Linked DNA regions of Homo sapiens: region 1 is linked to region 2. Evidence: chromatin loops called from intact Hi-C (ENCODE). Cell type or tissue: Caco-2. All regions are shown on one strand. Links, peaks and the distances in the headings refer to the core of each region. The heading gives the core; the rest is flanking DNA.

Region 1 (13,232 bases), core at 3,348-11,347, 810 kb after region 2:
GCACAGCAAAAGAAACTACCATCAGAGTGAACATGCAACCTACAGAATGGGAGAAAATTTTTGCAATCTACCCAACTGACAAAGGGCTAATATCCAGAATCTACAATGAACTCGAACAAATTTACAAGAAAAAAAACAAACAACCCCATCAAAAAGTGGGCGAAGGATATGAACAGATACTTCTCAAAAGAAGACATTTATGTAGCCAACAGACACATGAAAAAATGCTCATCATCACTGGCCATCAGAGAAATGCAAATCAAAACCACAATAAGATACCATCTCACCCCAGTTAGCATGGCGATCATTCAATAGTCAGGAAACAACATTTGCTGGAGAGGATGTGGAGAAATAGGAACACTTTTACACTGTTGGTGGGACTGTAAACTAGTTCAACCATTGTGGAAGTCAGTGTGGCGATTCCTCAGGGATCTAGAACTAGAAATACCATTTGACCCAGCCATCCCATTACTGGGTATATACCCAAAGGACTATAAATCATGCTGCTATAAAGACACATGCACACGTATGTTTATTGGGGCACTATTCACAATAGCAAAGACTTGGAACCAACCCAAATGTCCAACAATGATAGGCTGGATTAAGAAACTGTGGCACATATACACCACGGAATACTATGGAGCCATAAAAAATGATGAGTTCATGTCCTTTGTAGGGACATGGATAAAGCTGGAAACCATCATTCTCAGCAAACTATCGCAAGGACAAAAAAGCAAACACCGCATGTTCTCACTCATAGGTGGGAATTGAACAAGGAGAACACATGGACACAGGAAGGGGAACATCACACACCGGGGCCTGTTGTGGGGTGGGGGGAGTGGGGAGGGATAGCATTAGGAGATATACCTAGTGTTAAGTGAAGAGTTAATGGGTGCAGCACACCAACATGGCACATGTATACATATGTAACTAACCTGCACGTTGTGCACATGTACCCTAAAACTTAAAGTATAATAATAAAAAAAAAGACATTAGTAGCCCATGGACCAACGTATTTGTCCTCTGAGACACCAACCTTATAGTGTTTGAGAGAGCTTTCTAATCTTAAGGACAATGGCACACATGAAAGAAAAAGGGAATATGGCAACTGCTGACAAAGCACTCGGAATGGAGTCTACCACGAGGCCTTCAGAAACGTTAACATTAGACAGAGCTCTGTTAGACTGTGGGGTCCTCAAGGGCGGAGAAGTTATTTGGTTTCCCTTACCAGAGAGGATTATGGGAAAGCAACATAATGCTTAAACTACAGCCAGAGAAAAATCCTAATTTGTGAGATATGACCATAGCTAAAATGGATGCACTAGTGTTTTCCAAAGGCAAATGGCTTCATTCATCTATCACTTCCTAAGCACCTACTTCTGTGCCATATAGTGTGCCAAGATCTAGGGATTCACTTCTGATGAAGACATTGTTCCTGTGTTATTAGGGGAAGGGGGCAAGGACTGACTATAAACAGAGCATTAAAATGCAGCTGGTTAGGTGTTGTGGGATGAGAAATATGGGGGCCATGGGATGGAGTGCCGGGGGCGGGAGGGCAGGCACTTTGCCAGGGCTGGGCAGAGGGAAATGGATTTTGGAGAATTTGCTCTTTTATATGATTCATGCCATAAGCTCTCTCTGTTAGAATGACTAAGAAGTATTGAATAAATTTTAATTTTCTTTAATGTTTCAATTCTTTTTTATATTTAAGTTAAATTATTTTTATAATGCACCATTGCAAAATAAAAAAAGGAAGATTCCTCAAACTCCTTATTTAATAGGTAATTTCCTACATGAATGAGATAGTGTCAAATCTGCATTTGAAAAAACATTACATGTTAATGCTTAAGGAGAATTAAAGCAAGAATTCACCGGACAAAACTTGGAAAATACTCCACGGAGGCCCACTGAGCTGCTCTTGCCAAGGCGAAGGACAGGTAATTTGCTGTGACTAATTGAAAAACATAAAGAACATTAATATGAAAAATGAAAGCATAATCCATGGTATAACAGGCAGTGAAACCATTCGCATAATTGATTACCCTTCAAGGTAACATGTTCCTTCCTTCCTTTCAGTAATCTTTTCCTTTGGCCCAGTCTGTCTTAAAAGCCTGCTAAAGTGATTTCACTTGAAAGGCCATAGGTGCAGCTGTTTCTATCCCAGTGGTCCAGATAGTGATACTAGGATGCTCATAATTTAGGAAAATAATTATTAAAGAAAATATTTTGAGATCTTGGTGTTGTTACAGTCTGCATCTGAATAACCTGAAATATTAAGGCACAATGATTGTAACATTAGTGGCTTTTGATTTGAAAATTATTAGCGAGCCGTCAAAAGACCTGGGGCTCAATCTCAGCTCCACTGCATACTAGCTCTGTAAACCTGACAAGTCACTTACCTCCATTTAATTTTCAGTTTCTTCATCAGTCAAATGGGGATAATAGCATCTTCTCTGCTTATTGTACAAGGTTGTGAAAACCAAATGAGAGAGCACTGGTGAAACCATATTGAAGATCATAAAGATTAAACATAAAAGTATTATTAGGATAATTCTGAATAATTGAATAATTTATTTGTTGTTAGGTTAATCCATAACAGCTTATCAAAATGAATCATTTTGCATATACTGTTCTTCCTGAAGTTCCAAGCAGAATAGAGCAAGTGGTGCCACTTTGTAATACGGAAGCCTTTGATCTTCTGAAGACAGGCAATTCCATGGAAATTCTAAGTCAGCTGTGGGAACTTCTGAATTGCTCATTTTCCCAACCCCTAGCTTTAAGTGATAAACATAGACATAGATCCAGGGAATCTTCTTGGGTGTGAAGGCACATTAGCGACTTACCAGTGTCTTTACCTCACCCCCTGCAACCATGCAGGGATAATCTACCTTAAAGTCTAGAAGGTGAAGCCAGGCGCTGTGGCTCACGCCTGTAATCCCAGCACTTTGGGAGGCTGGGATGGGTGGATCACCTCAGGTCAGGAGTTCGAGACCAGACTGGGAACGTGGCAAAACCCCATCTCTACCAAAAATACAAAAATTAGCCAGGCGTGGTGGCCGAGCGTGTAATCCCAGCTACCTGGGAGGCTGAGGCAGGAGAATCGCTTGAACTTGGGAGGTGGAGGGCGCAGTGAGCCGAGATCGCGCCACCGCACTCCATCCTGGGTGACAGAATGAGACTCCTATCTAAAAAAAAAAAAAAAAAGTCTAGAAGGTGGCACGTTGTAGTAGTTAAGAGCAGGGAATGTAGTGGCAGGCAATTTTGGCTTGAGATCCTGGCTCTGTCATTTAATAGCTGTATGATCTAGAGAGAGTTACTTAAAGGATCTGAGACTGAGTTTCTGCATCAGTAAAATGGAGATGATAATAGTACAAAACTTATTTGGAGCTGTTGTGAGAATTGAATGAACTAATGTATGTAAAGAGCCTATGCGCTTTAGTGCTCAACAAATATTAACTATTTTTATTAGTTAGCCCTCAACAGCTGGGAGGGAAGAGAATAGTAGTAGGTTGTTTTAGTTGAGAACCATTACAGAGCACTGTGCAGATAACAGTAATGGAGCTACAAAGATAAATAGAAACAGTGATTCAAAGCATAGCTCTGGCATCATAGAGTCTAGTTTCAGACTCCAGGTCCTCCAGCTCTACATGACCTTAGATAAGTAAGTGACCTCTCAATGCTTCACTTTAAAGCATGGGGATCGCATTAATTGTGATTTCACAGGGTTGTTTAGAAGGATTAGTAATGTGATGCTTATAAAGTAGAGACGAGGATTGCCCCAATCTTGTGTGCCTGTTATAATTAACTATCCTAAGTAGTCTCTTGTTATTTCACCCTCCTTCTCCCCTGGGAAAAACTGTGATGTCCTAGACAGTCAGACCTCATGAGTTGAGCTTCACTGAGCTGGAATCAGAGCAAATGTGTTTGTAAACTTGTGTCTTCCTTTGCATTGTCTTTGAAGTGTAGGTCTAGGTCTGCCCACAAGCCAAAAGTGTTATACATATATGATCAATTTATCAAAGGTACCAAGGTAATTAAATGGGGAAAATGACCTTTTCAACCAATACTGCTGTACCAACTGTATACCCATACGGGAAAAAGCCAACACTAACTTTTAACTTATGTCATACACACAAATCAGCTCAAAATAGATAATAAATGTGCATAGCTTCTAAATGGACCTAAATGTAAAACCTCAAACTCTGAAACATCTAGAAGAAAGTATAAAAGAAAATATTTGTGGCCAGGCACGGTGGCTCATGCCTGTAATCCCGGCACTTTGGGAGGCCGAGGTGGGTGGATCACCTGAGGTCAGGAGTTTGAAACCAGCCTGGCCCACATGGCAAAACCCAGTCTCTACTAAAAAATACAAAACATTAGCCAAGCGCGGTGGTGGGTGCCTGTAATGCCAGCTACTTGGAAGGCTGAGGCAGGAGAATCGCTTGAACCCGGGAGGTGGAGGTTGCAGTGAGTCGAGATCACACCATTGCACTCCAACCTGGGCAACAGAGAGAGCCTCTGTCTCAAAAATAAAAATAAATAAAAATAAAAAATAAAGAAATGTGTGACTTTAGGATAAGCAAAAGTTTTATATACAGAACACAATAAACACAAACATTAAAAAAAGATACATTTGATGTCAAAATTAAAAATGTTTGCCATTTGAAAGATACGGTCAAGAAAATGGGAAAGGAAGTCTTGGACCGCAGAAACTATTTACAGCGCTTATATCAAAGTACTTGTATCCTCAACCTATAAATCCTGCTTACAATTCATTAACAAGTAAATGACCAGTACAAATCGACAAAAGATTTGAACTAAGACTTCACAAAAGAATAAAAGGAATGATGTGAACACAACTGAATTGAAAAGGGACATTGTCTGGGCTCCATAACATGCTGCTAGTTATGCTGTCAGTTGAGGGCATGAGCAGGGAGAGAGGGTAGCCCTGTTTCTTACCCCCATCTCTTACCATACATTTCTCCATTTTATCCTCTACTTTTGCTTCTCCTTATTCCATTTTTCCATGATGAAAAGGCTATAGAGGGCTCAAGCCCAGTGGCCTTCGTCCCAAAGTCATACAGCTAGTCCTAGGCAGAACCAGAAGCCAATGCTAGTCTTCCTGGTTCCGTGGATGCAGGCTCCTTCACTGGACCATGCAAACTGACCGACGAGAGTGTGAAATGGGGTGCCTTAGACCTTGTCGGATTTCCTTCTTCCCACTTTCAGATCAAAGTTGTATGCTGCTTTGAAACTGGAAACACAACTGAAGCAGAACCACATTTACATTTGAGATTTGTTTTCAAAGCAGATGTACAGTGTCATTTGCTGAGATCTCATAGGTGTTTCTATTCCACCTTGAGCAGCAGAATTATACCTCAGCAGGTTGAACAAAGCTGGGTAATCACCATTGGCTTTTGGCTTCCAGAGTCAAAGTCTACCTTTATATCACTGTAATACAATTATGCTCTCAAGCTGATGCTCCCGGATACTTGAAAAGTTTTGTGAAAGTTCTTCCTCTTATCAGTCTGAAAAACAAGTTGTGTTCCCCAGGAACTGTCTGGAATCATCTGCCACTAACTAGCTGTGTGACCTTGGGCAGTCACATCCCTCTCTGGGCTTTGGTTTCCTTATGAGTAAAACTGGGAATTAAACTAGTTGATCTCTGAGGGCTTTGACATTTTCTGCATTCTCCAGTTCCACAATTCTAAGTCAGCCTTAATACTGAAATGCTGCCAACATCTATTTAGATGGTTTTTTTGCTGTTAATTTGCAGTCTCTGGGATTCCTCTGCCTTGTTTATAGCTCTCTCGGAGCCGCCTTGCTGGTTTGAGTTTAAGATGCTATGTCTCATGCATAATTTGCCTGCTTACAATTGTGTTGTTCCCTAAGGATGGTGTCATATTTGAAAGGTGGAGGTGAGAGTATTCAGTACAGCAACAGAGCCACAGAGCCATCCCTTCCTGACACTAAAGTCATGTGTTTCTCTAGTTCCTCATCCTCTGCCCCTCTTCCGCTTTGTTTCATTGCTACATTTGGGTTTTATGATTACATCTGCAATAGCAGGCACAGATGTTTTTCTCACTCAATTGTATGGTTAATGGTAAAATGAATTTTTCCAGCAGATGCTCGCATGTGGGTGCTATCTTTTTCTCTCCTGACATATTTTCTACACAAACAGCAGATTGTGTGTCTGATGTGCCTTGAGCCTAGCAAGAGAAGAATTCAAGCTGAATAACACTAGGCTGATTTTCAAGCTCCTAAAAAAATAATGCGGCCATTAAGTTTGACAAACTCTTCACAGCACTCCTGCAGCTCCGATCCAGACCTGCATCTCCAGCCTTTGCCAGTTGTACTTGAGAAGGCTGAGAGCAAGCATGTATCCTCAAAAGGGCCACGATATGAAGAGAAAACAATATCAATTTGAGAAGAGCTGGACTCAATTACTCTGTTGCTTTGGATTCTGAAACCCAAGGCATGTAATTTAACCTCTATTTCCTCATCTATGAGGCTAAGGGATAATACAAAGCTGGTGAAGATCATTGAGATAATTGCAAAGTAGCAGAGGTCCCTGCTTAAATCTAATCCATTTCCACTACTGAATAAAAATGGCTAATTAGAGCTGATTGGCCAGAAGTCCATTTGCATGAGGGACTGAGAAGCCTCCAGGTAATGAGGCAGAACTGTGGGAAGATTAGGAGCTTGGTGTGGGGTTTCTCAACTTTGGCACTATTTAAATTTTTGAAATGATTATATCAAATATACATATACACATACATAAACATATATGTGGCCGGAATAAAAAGTTAAGAAATAAATTGAAAACAAATCTCCAAAAGCTGAAGAAAAAGATATTTCGGGCCAGATAATCATTTCATGTGGACCCCTGTCCTGTGCACTGCGGAATGCTTAACAGCAGGCCTGGCCTCTACCCACTAGATGGCAGTAGTTCATCCCTCCTACTAAAAATGTCTCCAGATATTGCCAAATGTGCCTAGGGAGGGTAGAGTGTGAGGGATTAGCCTCCAATGGAGAAGTACTACCTTAGAAGCACTGAATGTTGGCTTTACATTTTAGTTCTACTACTTATCCAAGGTCATGCAGCTAGTAACCATTTGTGCCTCAATATATTCATGTGTAAAAGGAGAATCCAAGCTAAATTGTAGAAAGGCTGGTTGAGAGGACGAAAGTGATGGGTGGATACAAACTTTGATACTCCCTCCTTACTACCATCAGGCCTTTGCTTATTCCTTTGCCCTTGTTTAAAATACACTGTTTCTCATACCCCATCTTTCTGTCTAGTTAACTTCAACTCATTCTTTAGATCTCAGCTCAAGCATCGTTTTCACAAGGGAGGCTTCCTTGATCCCTCAGACTGTATCAGAGTCCAAGACCCTCACAGCGCTTGTTGATATTATACACTCTAACACTCAGGTGACCATTTCAATTACGTTTGTTGGGCTACTAGACTGTAAGCTTTATGAGGAGAGGTGCTATTTCTGTCTTGCTCACTGTTGCATTGTCAGAGGTCAGGACAGTGCCTGGAAAAGAAAAGCCATCACTAAACACTTGTTGAAGGAAAGGAGGAGGGAAGAAATGAAGGACTGAACCCAAAGTTAAAAATATCATTATAATTTAATTCCCCTAAGGAAGAGATCTAGACTGCTAACCTTAGGCAAGTGAAAAAAATACAGTGGCATCTAGGGAATGGTTTTGAGGACAGTCTGTCAGTGAAAACTCTCTTTAGCCTAGTCCCCACAGACTTTGTGGGATTCAGTGGGCCCAATACATGGCACTGTTCTTTTCACCTGAGTTTGCAATTAACCGAGTCAGACAGATGGAGATCAACACTAGCATCTTTATTACTAAAAACAGCTGGGTTTGGAGAATATGTTTCAGCTGTGCAGGAAAACGTGACTCTCCTAATTCTACATCCCACAATTAGCTAGACTTACCTAGTCATAAGCACCACTGAACAAATGTGGTGCATCTCCTCCAATGAAGACCTGCACCTGAGAAACTCGTGGTGTGTGGAACTAAGACTATGTGCTTCCTCACTGTAGGCTTGTCCTAAAAAGAGAAGTAGCATGTATTGAACTAAATGAAGACATGCCTCCTCCTGTGGAGAAAGGCTGTGCGTATTGCTCTAGCATAGGTTCTTCTGTTTAGGAACACGATGCCAAGGGAAAGGATGTTGCTCTACCCCCACCACTGCCAACAGACTTATGCCTGGGTCCAAAGAAAATAGAGAATTGTGAACAAAATATCTGACATAGATATTTCACTAAATAACCTGTAATATGTTGAGACCCAAGATAATTTGCTCTGGGGCTTTGATTATGACACCAAAAATAAAGAGATGATCACCCCCACTTTGTCACAGAACTCTGCAGATTTGCACCTTGAGGGCTCCAGTTCATTTATCTCAGCAATAATTTTTGAGGGAAATGGCAGCCCTTGTGAAAATGTATGTGGAGCCACCAGAGGTGGGCATGTATAGGGAGCAAAGTGGTATTCTTTGCAGGGCTTCCAGATCAGGAGAAGAGGCCATCCTAAGTTGGCAATTTGTAGAGGTTGTTACTATAAAGACCAATGAAATGGTGAATGCACCCATGTTTTATACTCTGGTCTATGTAATTCAGGAAAATTTGTATATAAGTGCAAAAGCTTTGTAAACTGAAAGTCTTTTCAAATTTAAAGGGCTATTAAAATTTTCCCGTTCATGGTTTCCTTTGCTGTATTTCAAACCTCATGTACTTTTAGGAACCTCGGGTGTTCACAGTATTTTGTTGCCCATTTTCTGTTTAGTGACTACTTTTCAGGATCAAGACAGATGGGTAACTTGGTATGGTGGCTTGGGGACAAAATAGAATGATCCATGCCAGTATCTTTGGAGTGAAGCCTTGGTAGTCCTATACAGTTCGATACGTTAAAATATTAACTCATTTATTCATTAAGCCTTGACTTACTACTTGGCATGTGAGAGGCTTGCTTTTCCCAACTGTAAATTGGGAATAATACCAGTATCTCCTTGCATTCATTATGTGATTTAAATCCACATAACTGTGTCAAGCACAGTTTCATTTTCCCTGTCATAACACTTATCACTACCTTTATATTTTACAATATATTTATTTGTATATGGGCTGTCTTCCCCTACCAGAATGTGAGCTCTGAGGAAAGGGACTTGGTCTTGTAAATTTCTGAATCTCCGGAGCCTATAAGAGCAGAGGTGCTCAATAATTATTGGTTGAGTGAATTAATGAATACTTAATAAACAACATTGGCCCTAACTCCAGACTAATGCTTATCATATTCTAATCTTCATTTCTAATCTTTCTGCTTGAATGACCAATAGCTACCTTAACCTAATGTCCAAACCCGAACTCTCCATTTCCACTGCATTCCCATTTCCCCAGTGACAAGCAGGCTATTCTTTGTATCCTTCATTCTATTATAGTAAATGGCAGCTCTATGTTTCAAGTTGCTCCAATCAACAACTTTGAAATCATCCTTAAGTCCTCTCTTTCTCTCATGACTCATTTCCAATTTGTTAGCAAATTCTGTTCCCTCTATGCTCAAAATATATCTAGAATACCACTCTTTCTTAGCGCTTCCACTGCTATCCACCTGTTCTAACTCAGCATCATTTCTATTCCATGACACCATCATCTCCTGACCAGAAAATTGTTTCCACCATTATCACCTAATTATTTTTCCATAGTATGTATTTACTTTTTAAAACACAAATATGACCACAGCCTGTCTCTGCTCAAATGTTCTGAAAACCTCCCAGACTGCTGTACTTAATATATCACCCCCGCACTTTATTCTTTTATCCTAGTCAACTTGTCCTCATAACATGAATCACTGCTTGATATTATATCATTTGTTTAGTTATCTATCATTACCCAGTAGAATATAAACTCCAAAGGATTTTTGTATTTTTATTTAAATATTCTCACTGCTAGAATAGCCATGGCAACAATGAAAACTGATATGTCTTTCACATCTGTGAGTTCGTGTCTGTGTGAATGTGTGGCTGTTTCAGTGTGAGACTATGTGTAAGTGTGAGTGTATGTGATTATGTGAGTATATGTAGGAGTGTGTGTTTGAAAGTATGTATGTGTCAGAATGTGACTGTGTGAATCTGAAAGTGTGTGAGAGTTTTAGTGTTACAGAGCATGTAAGAGAATTTGTGAGTGTATTTGAGTATAGGAATGTGTATGTATGAGTGTGTGAGACTTGTGAAAATGTGTGTGATTGAATGTGTGAGTGTGTGTTACTGAGTATGTGTTTTTCAGCATGTGTAAGAGATATGAGAGTGTGATGCTGTGTGTGTTTATAAGTGTGTGAAGGTATGTACAGATGTATATGAATGTTTACAAGTGATATAGTTTGGCTGTGTCCCCACCCGAACGACATCTTGAACTGTAATTCCCATAATCCCCATGTGTCATGGAAGGGACAGAGTGGGAAGTGACTGGATCATGATGGCAATTTCCCCCATGCTGTTCTCATGATAGTAAGTTCTCGTGAGATCTGATGGTTTTATAAGCATCTGGGCTGTCTCCTGCTTGCACTCATTCTCTCTCCTGCTGCCCTGTGAAGAGGTGCCTTCCACCATGATTGTAAGTTTCCTGATGCCTCCCCAGCCATATAGAACTGCGAGCAAATTAAACTTCCTTTCTTTATAAATTACCCAGTCTCAGGCAGCTTTTCATAGCAGTGTGAGAATAGACTAATACAGTAAATTGGCACCAAGGTAATAGGGTGCTGCTATAAGGATACCCGAAAATGTGGATGCAACTTTAGAACTGGGTAACAGGCAGAGGTTGGAACAGTTTGGAGAGCTCAGAAGACAGGAATATGTGGGAAAGGGTGGAACTTCCTAGAGACTTGTTGAATGGCTTTGACCAAAATACTGATAGTGATACAGAAGATGAAGTCCAGGCTGAGGTGGTCTCAGATGGAGATGATGAACTTGTTGGGAATCGGAGCAGAGGTCACTCATGTTATGCTTTATCGAAGAGACTGGGGGCATTTCGCCCTTGCCCTGCAGATCTGTGAAACTTTGAACTTAAGAGAGTTGATTTAAAGTATCTGGTGGAAGAAATTTCTAAACAGCAAAGCGTTCAAGAGGTGACAGTGCATAAACATTTGGAAAATTTGCAGCCTGACGATGTGGTAGAAAAGAAAATCCCATTTTCTGGGGAGAAATTCATCCCAGCTGCAGAAATTTGCATAAGTAACAAGGAGCCAAAGGCTAATCACCAAGATGATGAGGAAAATGTCTCCAGGGCATGTCAGAGACCTTCGCAACAGCCCCTCCCATCAAAAGCCTGGAACTCTACTTGAGTTCTGTATCTCTTTACCTCTCCCTTTTTTTTTATTTTTATTTTTATTATTTTTTTTTGAGACAGAGTCTTGCTCTGTCTCCAGGCTGGAGTGCAATGGCACGATCTCGGCTCACGGCAACCTCTGACTCCCTGGTTCAAGGGATTCTCCTGCCTCAGCCTCCCGAGTAGCTGGGATTACAGGCACGTGCCACTACGTCCAGCTAATTTTTGTATTTTCAGTAGAGATGGGGTTTCACCATGTTAGCCAGGATTGTCTTGATCTCCTGACCTCATGATCTGCCTGCCTCAGCCTCCCAGAGTGCTGGGATTACAGGCGTGAGCCACCGCGCCCAGCCTACCTCTCTCTTTTCAAGGGCTGATAGTGATTTAGATTTTTTTCCCTGCCCAAATCTCATGTTGAATTGTAATCCCCAGTGTTTGAGGTGGGGCTTGGTGGGAGGTGATTGGATCATAGGGGTGGACTTCCCCTTTCGCTGCTGTTCTTGTGATAGAGTTCTCATGAGATCTAGTTGTTGAAAAGTGTGCGGCAGCACCCCCAACCCTGCTCCTGCCATGTAAGATGTGCCTGCTTCCCTGTCGCCTTCCACCATGATTGTAAGTTTCCTGAGGCCTCCACAGTGATGTTTTCTGTGCAGCCTGTGGGACTGTGACACAATTAAACCTCTTTTCTTTATAAATTACCCAGTCTCAGGTATTTCGTTATGGCAGTGCAAGAACAGACTAATACAAGTACCTACCATGTATTTCCTTCTTTCTTGAATCATTACTAGGTCAGCATATAAATATGCTGTGATATTTTTAATCTTAAAACTGACCACAGAATTCCTTGACATCTGAAATACTCTAGAAACCTCCTCATTTCTTGGTTCCCCTTCACAGGAAAATACATTAAAAGAGTTGTGTATACTCACTTTAATTCCTAACCTTCCATTATCTCATCAACATTTTATATCAGACTGTTATGCTCACCACTCAACTGAGACACTCTTAAGATCACTATGACCTAAAACTTACAAAAACCAAGAGTCAATTTTTTATCCTCAATGACTTGACCTCTTAGCTGGTTGCTTACTCCTTGCATGTCCAAGGACATCTGGAATCATGATCGACCCCTTGGTCAGCCCTTGGAAATGTGACCCTTAGAATATAATTCATGTCAGTGATTAAGGGTTTCATTGTGTTCACCTGGAGCTATGGACTGTTCCATATCAGTTTCTCAGGTTGCTTTGCACAAACACCAAGACTGATCATGTGCACCTGGTTCCATTGTTGGACTCTCATGTTTCTATTGCTATGGATGATATGCCTTTCTAATCAACTCTGAATAAAAGCCTTGGACCCAAAGATTCAAATGGGCTTCCCTGGTCCAATCTATCCCACAACAGCTCTTCTAGTTGGCTGCTAGAAATAAAGCATGCTCTGTGTGGCCCCAGATGGGGAAGGACTTGGAAAACTGTGTCTAGCCTCTCTGTACTATGCCCAATGCATATATGTTCCTGTTGTTTTTGCACTTTATCCTTTGCTGTAATAAATCTCAGTTATTAAAACAATCTGCTATTGAGTCAGGTGAGTCCTTGTAGCGAATCTGCAAATTTGAAGGTGGTCTTAAGGCCACTGAAACACTCTACCTTCAAAATATACCCAGGACTTAGCCACTGCATACCTTCTTTGCAGCTCCCACTCTGGTCCAAACAATCATAATCTCGCATCTGGGATAATGTAATTATGATTTTACCAGTACTACCCTATAGTCAGTTTTCTAAATAGCTGACAGAGTGATAAAAATATAAATCTTAGTATTGTCTCTTTTATATCTGTGAAAAATGACGTTGGAATGTGGATAGGGATTGTGCTGAATCTGTAGATCCCTTT
Region 2 (13,232 bases), core at 2,865-10,864:
TGCATGCCTGTATCAAAATACCTCATGTAACCCATAAATATATGCACCTACTATATACCCACAAAAATAAAAAAAAATTAGAAGATAATGTGCTTATAAGCCAGCCCTGCTAAAAGTGAATTTATTTATTTATTTATTTATTTACTTACTTATTTTTTGTGGCTATATAATACCGGCACATATTTATGGACTACTTGTGAAATTTTGATATGAGCATACAATGTGTAATGATCAAATCAGGGTAATTGGGATATCCATCATCTCAAGCATTTATAATTCTTTTATGTTAAGAGCAACCATTTTTACTTCACTAGTTACTTTGAAAATGCAGTAAATTAGTGCAAACTATAGTTACTCTATTGAGCTATCAAAATTAGATCTTATTCCTTCTATCTAACTGTATTTTTGTACCCATTAACCATCCCCTCATATTCCCTCTCCACACTACCCTTTCCAGCCTCTGGTAACTATCACTCTACCTTCTATCTCGATGAGATCTATTTTTAATCTCTCATATATGGTTAAGCACTTGTGATATTTGTCTTTCTGTCCCTGGCTTATTTTGCTTAACATAATGCTTTCCTGCTCCATCCATGTTGTTGCAAATGACAGGATTTCATTTTTTATGGCTGAATAATATTCCATTGTGTATATGTAAACCAAAATTATCTCTGTTTTCCAAGGATGGAAACCAAACTCAGTGAAGTAACACGTCAGAAATTACACAGCAAGAAAGGGATAGTACCAGGCGCATTGACTCAAAAACCTATCTTCTTCCTATTATAGTAAAGGTTAGCAAACTATCGCTTACAGGCCAAATCTGTCCACAAGCTAAAAATGGTTTTTACATCCCTCATTTGTTAAGAAAAACAAAAGAAGTATAATATTTCATGACACTTGAAAATTACATACAATTCCAGTTTCAGTGTCCATAAATATTATTTTGTTGGAACACATTCATGCCAATTCTTTACTTACTACCCAACTGTTCTTGCACGATAACAGCAGAGTTCAATACTTGTGCCTAAGACCAAAGCCTAAAATATTCATCTTTTACAGAAAGTTTTCCTACATGCAGCCAGTGAGCACAGACTCATTTGAATGAAAAATAAAATGTATATATGTATATTTAATTGGATATTTCACTATCCTAGGCGTCCTCATTTTGTAGGGCTGCCCTAACAAAGTACCACAAACTGGATGGCTTAAAACAACAGACATGTGTTGCCTCACGGTTCTGAAGGGTAGATGCTGGAGGGCAAAGGGTTGGCAGGGTTGGTTCCCTTCTGAGGGCTGTGAGGGGGGATCTGTTCCATGCCTCTTTCCCAGCTGCTGATGGTTGCCGGTGATCTCTGACATCATTAGGCATCACATTGATTTCTGCCTTCATGTTCACATGATATTCTTCTTTTGTGGGTGTGTCTCTGTGTCCAAATTTTCCCTTTTATAGAAGGGCACCAGTCATATCAGAGTAGAGTCTTCCCTAATGACCTAATCACAACTAAATCATCTGGGAAGTTTCAATCGCAAATATAGTGACATTCAAAGGTAACTTTAGGTGAAATTCTACTGAGGGTTGGAACTTCAACTTTTTTTATTTTATTTATTTTATTTATTTGTTTATGTTTTTTTCCAGAGGGAGGCACAATTCAAGTGATAACACTTAGGATAAATTTTTAAAAGTAGGCAATCAAAAAAATAAATGAGCAAACAATGTACAATCATGTATCATTCCTCCATTTATTTTCCCACCCCTTGCAATCACGCAAGAAATATTTATGGCACCTTTCCAAATCAATGTTCTCCATTTTTCAACCTTTATCTTATCAAATTTCTCAGATCTGGGGAGCATCTTTGATGTGCATTCAACTCTGCCTCCAAACTCCTTTGTTCTAGTTTGTATCACTCAAATCAGGTGATGCAATATAGGTCTTTTTCCTCACGCATGTTCTGAACATTAGGATATACACCATGATGGGGTTTTACACTTTATTCATCTTGTCCACTTAAATCTCATTTTATCCTTAAGACGTATGTTTGTATTTTCTGTTGGATACCATATACTTGAAAACAGAATGATACTTTATCAGAAACCCAAGGCTATCAAGCTGTTCATTGTCTCAGTTGAATTTTCAGCAAATGCCTTTTGTAATTCTAAAGCATTATGGTGTGCCTTCAATTCCTGGCACACTATTGCAGACTGCATCGTCCCTGCAACTGCTGGATACTTATCTAGCACTTTAACACTCAGGAATCACTTTCGTCTTCAAAGCACTGCTTCCTGACTTAATTAATCTTTCTAATTTCCAATGAAGTAAGTGTGCTATCCATCCTTTTACTTTATATTAAGGGCAAGTGCAGTAAGAGGAATCATTTATATAGCATTGCTGATCCTTCTTAATGAGTGAGGATCTAGTTATCTTTGCCTGAGTTGAGAAAGCAAGTAAGGTTTTGGTCCCAGAGCCACAGAATTCCTAATTATCCTTACATGGACTCACTACTCATCAAATACAAATACCCAGCAGAGAGTGACTGCGTAATAAACACTCGGTGATTGAATGGAAGTAGGAATCAAAGCACATTTTAATATCTAGGATGCATCAAGCACCAAGTAAAGTCATGTATATACTCAGTTTGCTTTTCTCTCTTTTTATTTTAAGCGTTTTTGGGCACACATTTGATAAATAAAAATTGTATATAGTTTGTGTGTATATATATGCATATATTAAATATATGTAATTATATACATTATCAGGTTTTTTGTTTTCTTCAATTAAGATGACAGTACATGTATGCTAGGAATTTATAAAATGACTTCCCCATACTGCCCACCTCATCTCTGCTGTTTCACTACCACAGTCTCTGGCACAACCCCATTATATAGAGATTTCAATTATTGTGTGTCGTGTCTAAAGTGCTTTCAAAGCTTTAGTGTATAAGATAAACCCCTCAATCTAATTTTTGCTGAAGGTACAACGCTAGGTAGTCATGATCCCTTTATCCTTGCTCTGTCATTCCTTTTCACTGTTTGGCTACAGTTAAGCAGATCAGAGGTAGGAACATGAGCAAAGGGCAAACTGTGATATGGCCTGCCACACACTGAAAAAATGACCACCTAAACATGAATAGACAGAGCTGATCTGCTCCTTGTTCTGAGGAATGTGAACTGAAAACAATGCAGGGAGTGAGGTCATTAACAAAGAGCTAAATCTGAAAGGCAAAGAACCCATGAACAAGTATAGCGTTATGAGAGTTATGAGGGAAGTAGAGCAAGTGCAAATACATGGGACCAAGGGTTTTCCCTCTCACTCATTTCATGTTCTAGATTTCAGCACCTTGTTCTCTATGTTGCTCTCTAATCATATGATTATCATCAATTTGGCTATTTCAAAATCCATACAGATGACACTACTACACCCTGGACTCTTAGCTACTTGACCTTCTCACTTCCAATTTTCTTGGCCTCCATTCCACCTTGAGCACTCATTTCACAATTAAAATGATCAGACTTACAACTCCTTGACTCCAAAGACTGAACTAACATGAATAAAGTATTCAGTGTGGATTATTACAATAGTCAAGGGAAAATAGGATGGTTGCTCCTACTAGTGAGCAGGCAGTAGAAATGGTTATAGAAATGATACATTTACAATAAGTTTATAATCTTGAATAACATAATATACTATGGAATATAGTTTGATGTTAGAGCCAACAAAATTTGCTGATGCACTGGATAGTGGTGGTGGTGCTGAGGAAAGTCATAAAGGATGGCAACACATTTGTCCTGAGAAACTGGGTGAATGGTGATGCCATTTATTAAGGTGAAGAAACAGTACTGGGGGAAATAACTCAGAGTTCATTTTTCGACAAGAGGAAATGTCAAGTAGGAAATTGCACATAGGAATATGTGTTCAAAAGATATGTCAAATTTGAAAGGCAGTAGCATATAAAGAACAGTTAAATCTATGAATCTGAAATCGCCTAGGTAGTCAGTGTAGAAAGCAAAAAGAAGTGAATAAAGAACTAAGCTCTGGGACACTCAAACTTTGAGCATTTTGGAAGAGAGGAAGTAGAATATCCTTTCCTGGATAATGATGAGTATCTCATGAGTTACCAGGGTGGTAAGATGTGAATCAAAGGACATGAACAGAAAAACGAAGACAGTAAAAAGAAAATAGTGTAAAAAAAGCAAGTCACTCTGTTTTCTGGCTGGAAAGTTATATGAGTCAGCTCACCAGTGAGTATATTAATAAGTATATATTAGTATATTAATAAAATCACCGTGATTGGATACTTGAATGAGTTGGGGTCAACAGTGCTCACAAAAACAAATCAAATCTATACACATATCAAACAACAACAACAACAATATACACTTGCTATACCTGTTTAGCTTGATATAGATACTATTTAGAAGTCAACTAAGAGCAATAGTAATATAATTCATATGCTTAGTTTTATTTTACAACTCTTAAACTCAACTTTTACCAAGAGAAAGACTACTTATAACTAGATACTTTAAAAGAAAATAGCAAATTTCTAACATACCTTAACAATGTTACCTACTTTAATTTCATTAGAAACCACTCATTTTTCAGTTTAAATCAAGAATAAGTACTTCTCAACCAGGCGCGGTGGCTCACGCTCATAATCTCAGCACTCTGCGAGGCTTAGGCGGGTGGGTCATTTGAAGTCAGGAGTTTGAAACAAGTCTGGCCAATATGGTGAAACCCCATCTCTACTAAAAATACAAAAATTAGCCGGGCGTGGTGGGGCATGCCTGTACTCCCAGCTACTTGGGAGGCTGAGGCAGGAGAACCGGAACCCGAGAGGCAGAGGTTGCAGTGAGCCGAGATCAAACCACTGCACTCCAGCCTGGGAAATACAGCGAGACTCCGTCTCCAGAAAAAAAAATTCTCCTCTGTGCTGCAGACATCTACCTTGTGTCTTTATTGAAACATTAGAAATTACAGTTATCTGCTTATGTCTTATGTGCCTTCTCTCCCCACTATCATATACATTCTTTAAAAATGAAAACTATGCTAGTATATCCATTTGTGAACTTAGCTTTTATCCCAGAGCCTAGACCAGTGCATTCACTTATCAAAAAACATATGTTGAACACTCACTAACTCCATCTTTAGGAAACTCCATTGTTCACAGGTTTTCCTTTGTAAAAAGCTTAGGAAAAGAAAGCCGATTACTTCTCAGATTGAATGCCATACTAGACCTTCTAGTTAAGAAGAAAGCAAATTTAAAAGATAGCTGCATTATATAATGGAAAAGTGTGAGGAGCCCTTGGCTTCTATTTCTCTTTTATTATTATTATTATTATTATTATTATTATACTTTAAGTTTTAGAGTACATGTGCACAACGTGCAGGTTTGTTACATATGTATATATGTGCCATGTTGGTGTGCTGCACCCATTAACTCGTCATTTAGCATTAGGTATATCTCCTAATGCTATCCCTCCCCCCTCCCCTCACCCCACCACAGTCCTATTTCTCTATGTCTTTAAAAGTTTTTATGATTCAGGGCTAAATACTTTTTCAAATGGAAGAATTTAAACTAAAATACTATGATTATTTTAGCTATCAACTTATCCTGCATGCTAATTGTGACTTCCAATATTTCATGACTCTATTTGAATAAAAAAACAAAAGGGATTTTATTCTACACCAGTATTAAAATCTGGGGAAATCATTATTGAGAAATTGGCATATGAATATATGCAGGACACTTATCCAGGCACTGCATTTTCCTTTGGCAGACTGTAGGGGTCAGGGTAATCTGCAACAGTCCTTCTGATGTTACAACTCCTCGCTTATGGATTAGTTCTCTTTCATCTTCACTTCTCTAGCTGCAATTTATTCCATCATTATTCTAAGATAAAAAGCAAAAGCAGAAAGCCTTTATATTAGGGAAACATTCTTGATATTTCTTGCTTTTATGTTCAAAAGAAATTTTATGTGTCAAGCTTTCTCCCATACATTTTATTTTATAGTTAGACGAAAATATTACATAATAAAACACACATAGATCAATGATTTTTCCATATGGCTTTCAATTTTACACAAGCAATTCTTATATATGGGAGGTATTAGGTTATCTTGCAGAGAGTATTTAAATGAGGTAAAAAACCAGTTAGCTGAAATCCACATACTGTACTTGATTTTAGCCAATCATTTATTCAATCAATTATTTCAACCTCTTCTTCCTCCCATGCTAATACAAGAATCGACAATGACTGATACAAATTTTAGTCCCTTTCTTACAGAAAGGGGCAAGAGAAGATGCCGAAGGATGCATATACTATGTTTTTTAGTGTAGTGTTGCAATTTTTAGTGCAATATTGCCAATTCTAAAAACATTGCAAATAAAAAATAAAGGACTAGATTGGGACCATGCCTTCCTCATCAAATAAAACAAAACCAAAGAAATCATTCACCAGTTGGTTCATTTCCCCAGAGAACGCTTCACTGATGGTATCATGACAACCAATGAAAAAATCAGATCTGTTTTATAGATAATTATTTTGAAAGCATATGCTTCAGTATGCAGGTAGTCCATAACACATATGTTAACTATAGTTACTAGAGTTCCTCCACCAGCTTTTAGGGTTAAATAGGTTTATTTCTACTGTGGGCTTAAATAGGTATTCAGTTAAATCATTTAAACGTCTTCGGATTTGAGAGGCTGCACATCTTAAGCCCTATAGTAAAGGTGGAAAAGGAGGCCTGGGATAGATTATCTGCATAGTGTATGATTAATTTCTACTTACATTTGTTCAACTGTATAAATTGCTAACAACTATGTAGTACTGGACTCTGGAGTTATACATCACTAGTCGTCATTATGCTACTTGTGTTCAAGTAAATACATGAATTACATGTGCACTAATTTCTGAGTTTGTTCTTAAATGAGTTTTTATAAAAGTCACTTGAATTTATAATGATGACTGCCCTCCAGGAAATGCAACTGTTGAGACACAAAGAAGACTGTCCAGAGACTGAGAGAAAGACTAACCTTCATTAAGCAAATATTATGTTTCCAGATATGGCTGTTCAGTTTTTCCTTTATTGCTCTAAAATACACAGATATTTTAATTCCAGAAGACACTCAAGAGTTTGTAACCTGGCTGGTGAAAAGACTCTGAAGAATACTAAGTAGAGAGACACATGTAAAGAATAATACATATTTTTTAAAATACTGCATTAGATAAGGGTTTTCTAGACTTCTGTCCTCTGCTTTCATGCTCTGACATGGATCTTGGGGTACTGTCAAAGACCAAGAAAGCTGATAATGTTATCTGAGAACTTCAGCAAACTCAGAGCCAGAGCCTATGTTCCTGTTTTTCTTTTCCTAGTCTTTTAGATATTTGTGAAGGTGGCAATCTATTCTGAATCCCCTAAACAGGCACAGGTGTTTTGTACCTGTCTAGACCTGCTTGGAATTGAAAATATTCCTCAGGAAACATTCTGTGCTTACCAAAATCCTTGAAGTCCTGCTAGAGTGAAATTCACATTCAGTTGTAATGGTGAGATACAATAAAATCTAATGGAAACTTAAATAACTATTAATGGTTGCAAAGAGAATCAGGAACAGAGGGAGAATGAGAATCAGTGGGCAGAATTATGGTTCTCTCACTGTACCCTCACCTTGAACTGATTACTATAGCATCTCTAGAGGCCAGACTAGGATTGAATTGAAGCCTCAATATTTACCACTTGGGCAAATTGCTAAATTTCTTTGAGCCCCAGTTTTTCATCTGTAAGGTAATAAGAACCTGTGGTACTCAGAATAATGTCCACCCAAATATTTCCACACCCTAATCCCCAAAGCCTGTGAATGTTGTTACATATCAGAAGAGGAATTGCAGATGCGATTAATTTAAGAATCATAAGAGATGAGGAAATTATCCCAGATTATCTGGTAGACCCCATGTAGTTCCATAGGTCCCTAAAAGGAAAGAAAGAGAATCTGAGAGATGGCATCATGAGAGGGATTCAGCTCACCACTGTTGGCGTTGAAGATGGAGGAGGGAACTGTGAACCCCAAATATCTGAGAAGGTCTCAGTCAATTTAGGAAGTTTATTTTGCTAATGTTAAGGATGTGTGCTTGTGACACAGCCTCAGGAGGTACTAATGACCTGTGCCCAAGGTGGTCAGGACACAACTTCGTTTCATACATTTGAGGCAGACATGAGACATCAGCAATCAAATATATGTAAGATATACATTGATTCCTTCTGGAAAGGTGGGACAACTCAAAACGGTGAGGGGGCTTTCTGGCCATTGATAGGTAAGAGATAAATGGTTACATTCCTTTGAGTTTTTGATTAGCCTTTCCAAAGGAGACAACCAGATATGAATTTATCTCAGTGAGCAGAGGGATAACTTTGAGGTCTGTCTGTCCTTTGTACACATGGAAATTCCCTGTGAGGGTGGTATGTAGCCTTTTTTAAAAAAATCTTAGTAGCTATCTTTTTTAGGAATAGAATCAGAGGCAGGCTTGCCTTAAGCAGCTCCAAGCTTGATTTTTCCCTTTGCCTTAGTGATTTTGGGGTCCCAAGATTTATTTTCCTTTCACATTTCCCCTCTTTTCTTTTTAAAATCTATCAGAGAAAGCATTTTAGAATAAAATGTGTCTCTGCTCTCAGGTTTCACCTGATCTCTCATGGCTAAGATGTTTTTTTCCTTGACAGGTAGGCCCCACATTGTTAGGAAAGCTCATTTTTAGCAGGGTGTGAAGTCTCACGTCCTATAAAGAGAAAATAAGGGGAGGAAGGGAGAAAAACAAAAACAAAGAAAGAACAATCCTGGAAAATTGACGTAGGCCATATTACTCTGAAGTCCATATGGTTGTCTTGCATCATTGTGCCTTCAACCTTAATGGTTAATTTATAGAGAAACTGAACTTATTTTATTTCTCAAAATTGGCCCTTACAATCTCATGAACCCACCTCTTCCGTGATAGTCCCTGGGCTTTCAGAAGTTGAATAGCTTTAATTTCTGGCCCTGTGTCTCATGAATGCAGTTTATTTTGATTGGCATCTTCTACTGGGTCTGAAGATGAGGCTTTAACTGCTGTCAGTTTAAGATTTAGCAGGACGTAATGTACTTTTTAGACTCAGGAGTCAAAGCCCTGTAACTTAATGGCACAAAGACTTTAAAAGCACAAACAGAAAGTTACATGGATGTAATAAACTTCTGTATTTTTTTATTTCAGTTATTTCTAAGCAAGTCAAACTTAGTAATAACATCGCAATTATTTTGATAGAGTGTAAGATCTGTTTATTAGGCCAGTTACCAAAAGGCAAAAGAAAAGATCTTCTGCAGTGTTACTGCTGTTCCCTATGGAGAATATTATGTTGGAAGGAAACATTTTCTTTAAACTTTTTAAGACATAATTTTTTTGTTTGTTTGTTTTTTAGCATTAGGCCACAACAGTTAGAACGTGAAAGGAAAAAAATTCCAGGAGCTGAAAGTGAGTTAAAAAATAGAGTTTTTCTTTCAGGCCTTTTAAAATGGGAGAGAAAGTTGAAAATAGTGAGACTTAATAAAAGTTGAACTTTGCATTAAAAAAATTACATTGTCTTTTAATTTATTAAGATCAAAGCAACATCTTAGAAAATTTCATAGTTTGAACCAATTCTTTAGCACATAAGTTTTTTAATCAAACCCAATCTCCAGAAAGACCATTATAATTTCCCTTTAATTCTAGACAATTCAATCATATAAAAGTATTTTTAATAAATGTTCTTATTATGACTTATACAGATCATTCATGACATGCTTGGATTTTTTGGTTTGTCCTGAACATCTCTCTTTCTTAAACAACCAGTCATTTTCTTTTAGGACAAAATTTACCATACGAGATTCTTTCTCATATAAAATTATTTTTCTTTAAGCTTTCTTACCAAAAATACTTCTTTATTTCCATAATTTTCTCTATATCTCTCTTACTTCTCGGTTCCTTTTACCTTGTTTTATATATAACCTTTAAATAAGCTTTGAATTAGACAAGAGTTATTCACCTTTTAAAAAGGACACACATTCTTCTAGAAACGATGTTTTTCTACAATATATTTTATTGGAAAATATCCAAGTAATGAAATATCAATGATTTAACTTAATATCACTTTAGATTCTAAATGAGGACAAGTTTGTCTACAAGTATTTATCCCATTACATTTACTGAATTATTTTAATAGCTTAGATTGTTTATGAAAACTATAATAGTCATTATTTATGTTATGAAAATGCCATGCAAAACTGAGACAGTGAAATAAATTTGACCTAATGGACTCTATCTTGCTTCTAACCACGAGGCTGTCCTTTTATTTCTGGGCATAGGTCCAACTAACTTTGGGAGGAACTTAGTTTATAGTTTTGCTTTAAAACAAAGATGATAACTGTCCTTTCCAAAAACAAACCCTCTTCCTGCCTGGGGACTAGACTGCCTAAAGCCACAAGATTAGAAATCATGGTTTAGGAGCTATGCCTCTGGAGGCTGTGAGATTCTAAATCTCCCCAAACTGTTCTTGGGGATAATATCACTATTCTAAAATGTAAGATCAGTGCTTGAGATATTTTACAGATTCTGCACTCCACTGACCTACTGGCACCTCCCAGATCAATGAATGATCTGGCTCATCTGGTCTTGAATCAGTGTAGGAGGATAGTTTCTATTTTCTATGATTTCATCTCTGACCCAACCAGTCAGAACTCCTGATTCACTGGTCCCCTGAGCACTAAAGTGTCCATAAAAACTCTGATCCCAAAATTCTCGAGGATACTGATTTCAGTAATAATAAAACTCAGGTGTACTGCATAGTGGCTCTGCATGAATTACTCTTCTTTATTATAATTCCCCTGTCTTGATAAATCAGCCCTTTCTAGGCAGTGGGCAAGGTGAACTCATTGGGTGGTTACAGTTACTTCATTGTCACCCATTTTAAAGCCTGTGAATTTCAGGTGTTTACCTATGTAGCAACCTTAAGATTAAATATATGGTTGTTTTACAGAATAATTCAATATTTAACTATTTTCATTAAACCAATATTAATGTCTTATTTATCAAAAATTATACAAGAAAAGATCCTTCTGTTTTGGGCTTGGTCTATAGTTTTGTATCCCTTATGCCAAATTTTGACACTTCTAGTGTTTGGCAGGAATGAGTATGAAATTGCTTGAACAATAAATGCAAACAAAAATGTATACTGAAAATTCTTGAGACATTTCTAGTATTACTTTACCAATAATTTTAAGGCTAGCTTATTAAAACTTTTACTTACATCACATGAACTTGAAGAGCATCTGGGTTTATTATTTAATTTATGAGTACTCTTGATATGGATTGGCCCTGTGTCCCCACCCAAATCTCACATCGAATTGTAATACCCACATGTCAAGGAAGGGAACTGCAGTCCTGATGGGCTGAGGGAGAAAAGTTATTGGATCATGGGGATGGTTTCCCCCATGCTGTTCTCATGATAGTGAGTGAATTCTCACGAGATCCAGTCATTTCAAAAGTGACAGTTTTTTCCTGTACTCTCACTTCTCTCTCCTGCCACCTTGAGAAGAAGGTGCCTGCTTCCCCTATGCCTTTCACCATGATTGTAAGTTTTCTGAGGCCTCCTCAGCCATATGGAACTGTGAGTCAGTTAAACCTCTTTCCTTCATAAACTACCCAGTCTCAGGGAAGTTCTTTATAGCAGTGTGAAAATTGACTAATAAAGTAAATTGGTACTGCAGAGAGTGGGGTACTGCTATAAAGAAAAGATAATTTGAACATGTGGAAGTTACATTGGAACTGGATAACAGTCAGAGGGTGAAACAGTTTGGAGGGCTCAAAAGAAGATAGGAAGATGTGGGAAAGTTTGGAACTTCCTATAAACTTCTTGAATGGTTTTGACTAAAATGCTGATAATGATGTGGACAATAAAGTCCAGGCTGGGGTAGTCTCAGACCGAGATGAGGAATTTCTCGAGAACCGAAGCAAAGGTCACTCTTGTTGTGCTTTAGCAAAGAGACTGGTGGCATTTTGCCCTTGCCCTAGAGACCTGTGGAACTTAGAACTTGAGAGACATGATCTGAAATTGGGACTTATGTTCGAAAAGGAAGCAGAGCATAAAAGTTTGAAAAGTTTGCAGCCTGATTATGTGATAGAAAAGAAAAACCTATTTTCTATGGAGAAATTTAAGCCTGCTGCAGAAATTTGCATAAGTAACCAGGAGCCAAATGTAAATTGCCAAGACAATGGGGAAAATGTCTCCAGGGCATGTCAGAGGTCTTGGCAGCAGCCACTCCTACCACAGGCATTGAGGCATAGGAGGAAAAAAATGGTTTTGTCAGTCAAGCCCAGGGCCCCCCTGCTCTGTGCAGCCTCGTGACTTGGTGTCCTGCATCCTAGCCCCTCCAGCTCCAGCTGTGGCTAAAAGGTGCCAAAGTACACCTGGGTCAATTGCTTCAGAGGGTGCAAAGTCCAAGCCTTGGTGGCCTCCATATAGTGTTGAGCCTGCGGGTGCACAGAAGACAAGAATTGAGGTTCGAGAACTTCCTAGGTATCAGAGGCTATATGGACACGCCTGGATCTCCAGGCAGAAGTCTGCTACGGAGGCAGAGCTCTCATGGAGAATCTCTTCTAGGGTGGTGCAGAAAAGAAATGTGAGGTTTGAGCCCCCACACAGAGTCCCCACAGCAGCATTGCCTAGTAGAGCTGTGAGAAAAGGGCAACCCTCTTCCAGACCCCAAAATGGTAGATCCACTGATATTTGCACCGTGTGCTAGGAAAAGCTGCAGACACTCAACACCAGCCATGAAAGCAGCCAGGGATGGAGGCTGTACCATGCAGAGCCACAGAGACAGAGCTGCTCAAGGCTGTGCAAGTCTACCCCTTGCATTAGCATGCCCTATATGTAAGACATGGAGTCAAAGAAAATTATTTTGGAGCTTTAAGATTTAATGACTGCCCTGTTGGATTTCAGACTTCCTTGAGGTCTGTGACCCCTTTGTTTTGACAAATTTCTCCCACTTGGAATGGAAACATTTACCCAATGCCTGTACCCCCTTTGTTTCTTGGATGTAACTTACTGGTTTTTTATTTTTATTTTACAGGATCATAGGTGGAAGGAACTTGTCTCAGATGAGATTTTGGACTTGGACTTTTAAGTTAATGCTGGAATGAGTTAAGACTTTGAGGGGCTGTTGGGAAGGCATGATAAGTT

What was found. Peaks named below come from ENCODE experiments on the same cell type or tissue, not always from the same donor. Only the 100,000 strongest peaks of a DNase experiment are listed, where the experiment ranks them.
Region 1: it touches region 2 in a loop (19-fold over the local background); 3 of 110 quality-filtered maps call a loop at or near these places.

The regions. Positions count from the first base shown.
Region 1 is chrX:141,272,190-141,285,421 of GRCh38, reverse strand. No RefSeq gene overlaps it. Among named protein-coding and RNA genes, the nearest start is that of SPANXC, 36 kb to the right of the region's middle. In Caco-2, for the core only: no CTCF peak of the experiment used is centred there; no DNase peak of the experiment used is centred there.
Region 2 is chrX:142,081,945-142,095,176 of GRCh38, reverse strand. No RefSeq gene overlaps it. Among named protein-coding and RNA genes, the nearest start is that of MAGEC2, 120 kb to the left of the region's middle. In Caco-2, for the core only: no CTCF peak of the experiment used is centred there; no DNase peak of the experiment used is centred there.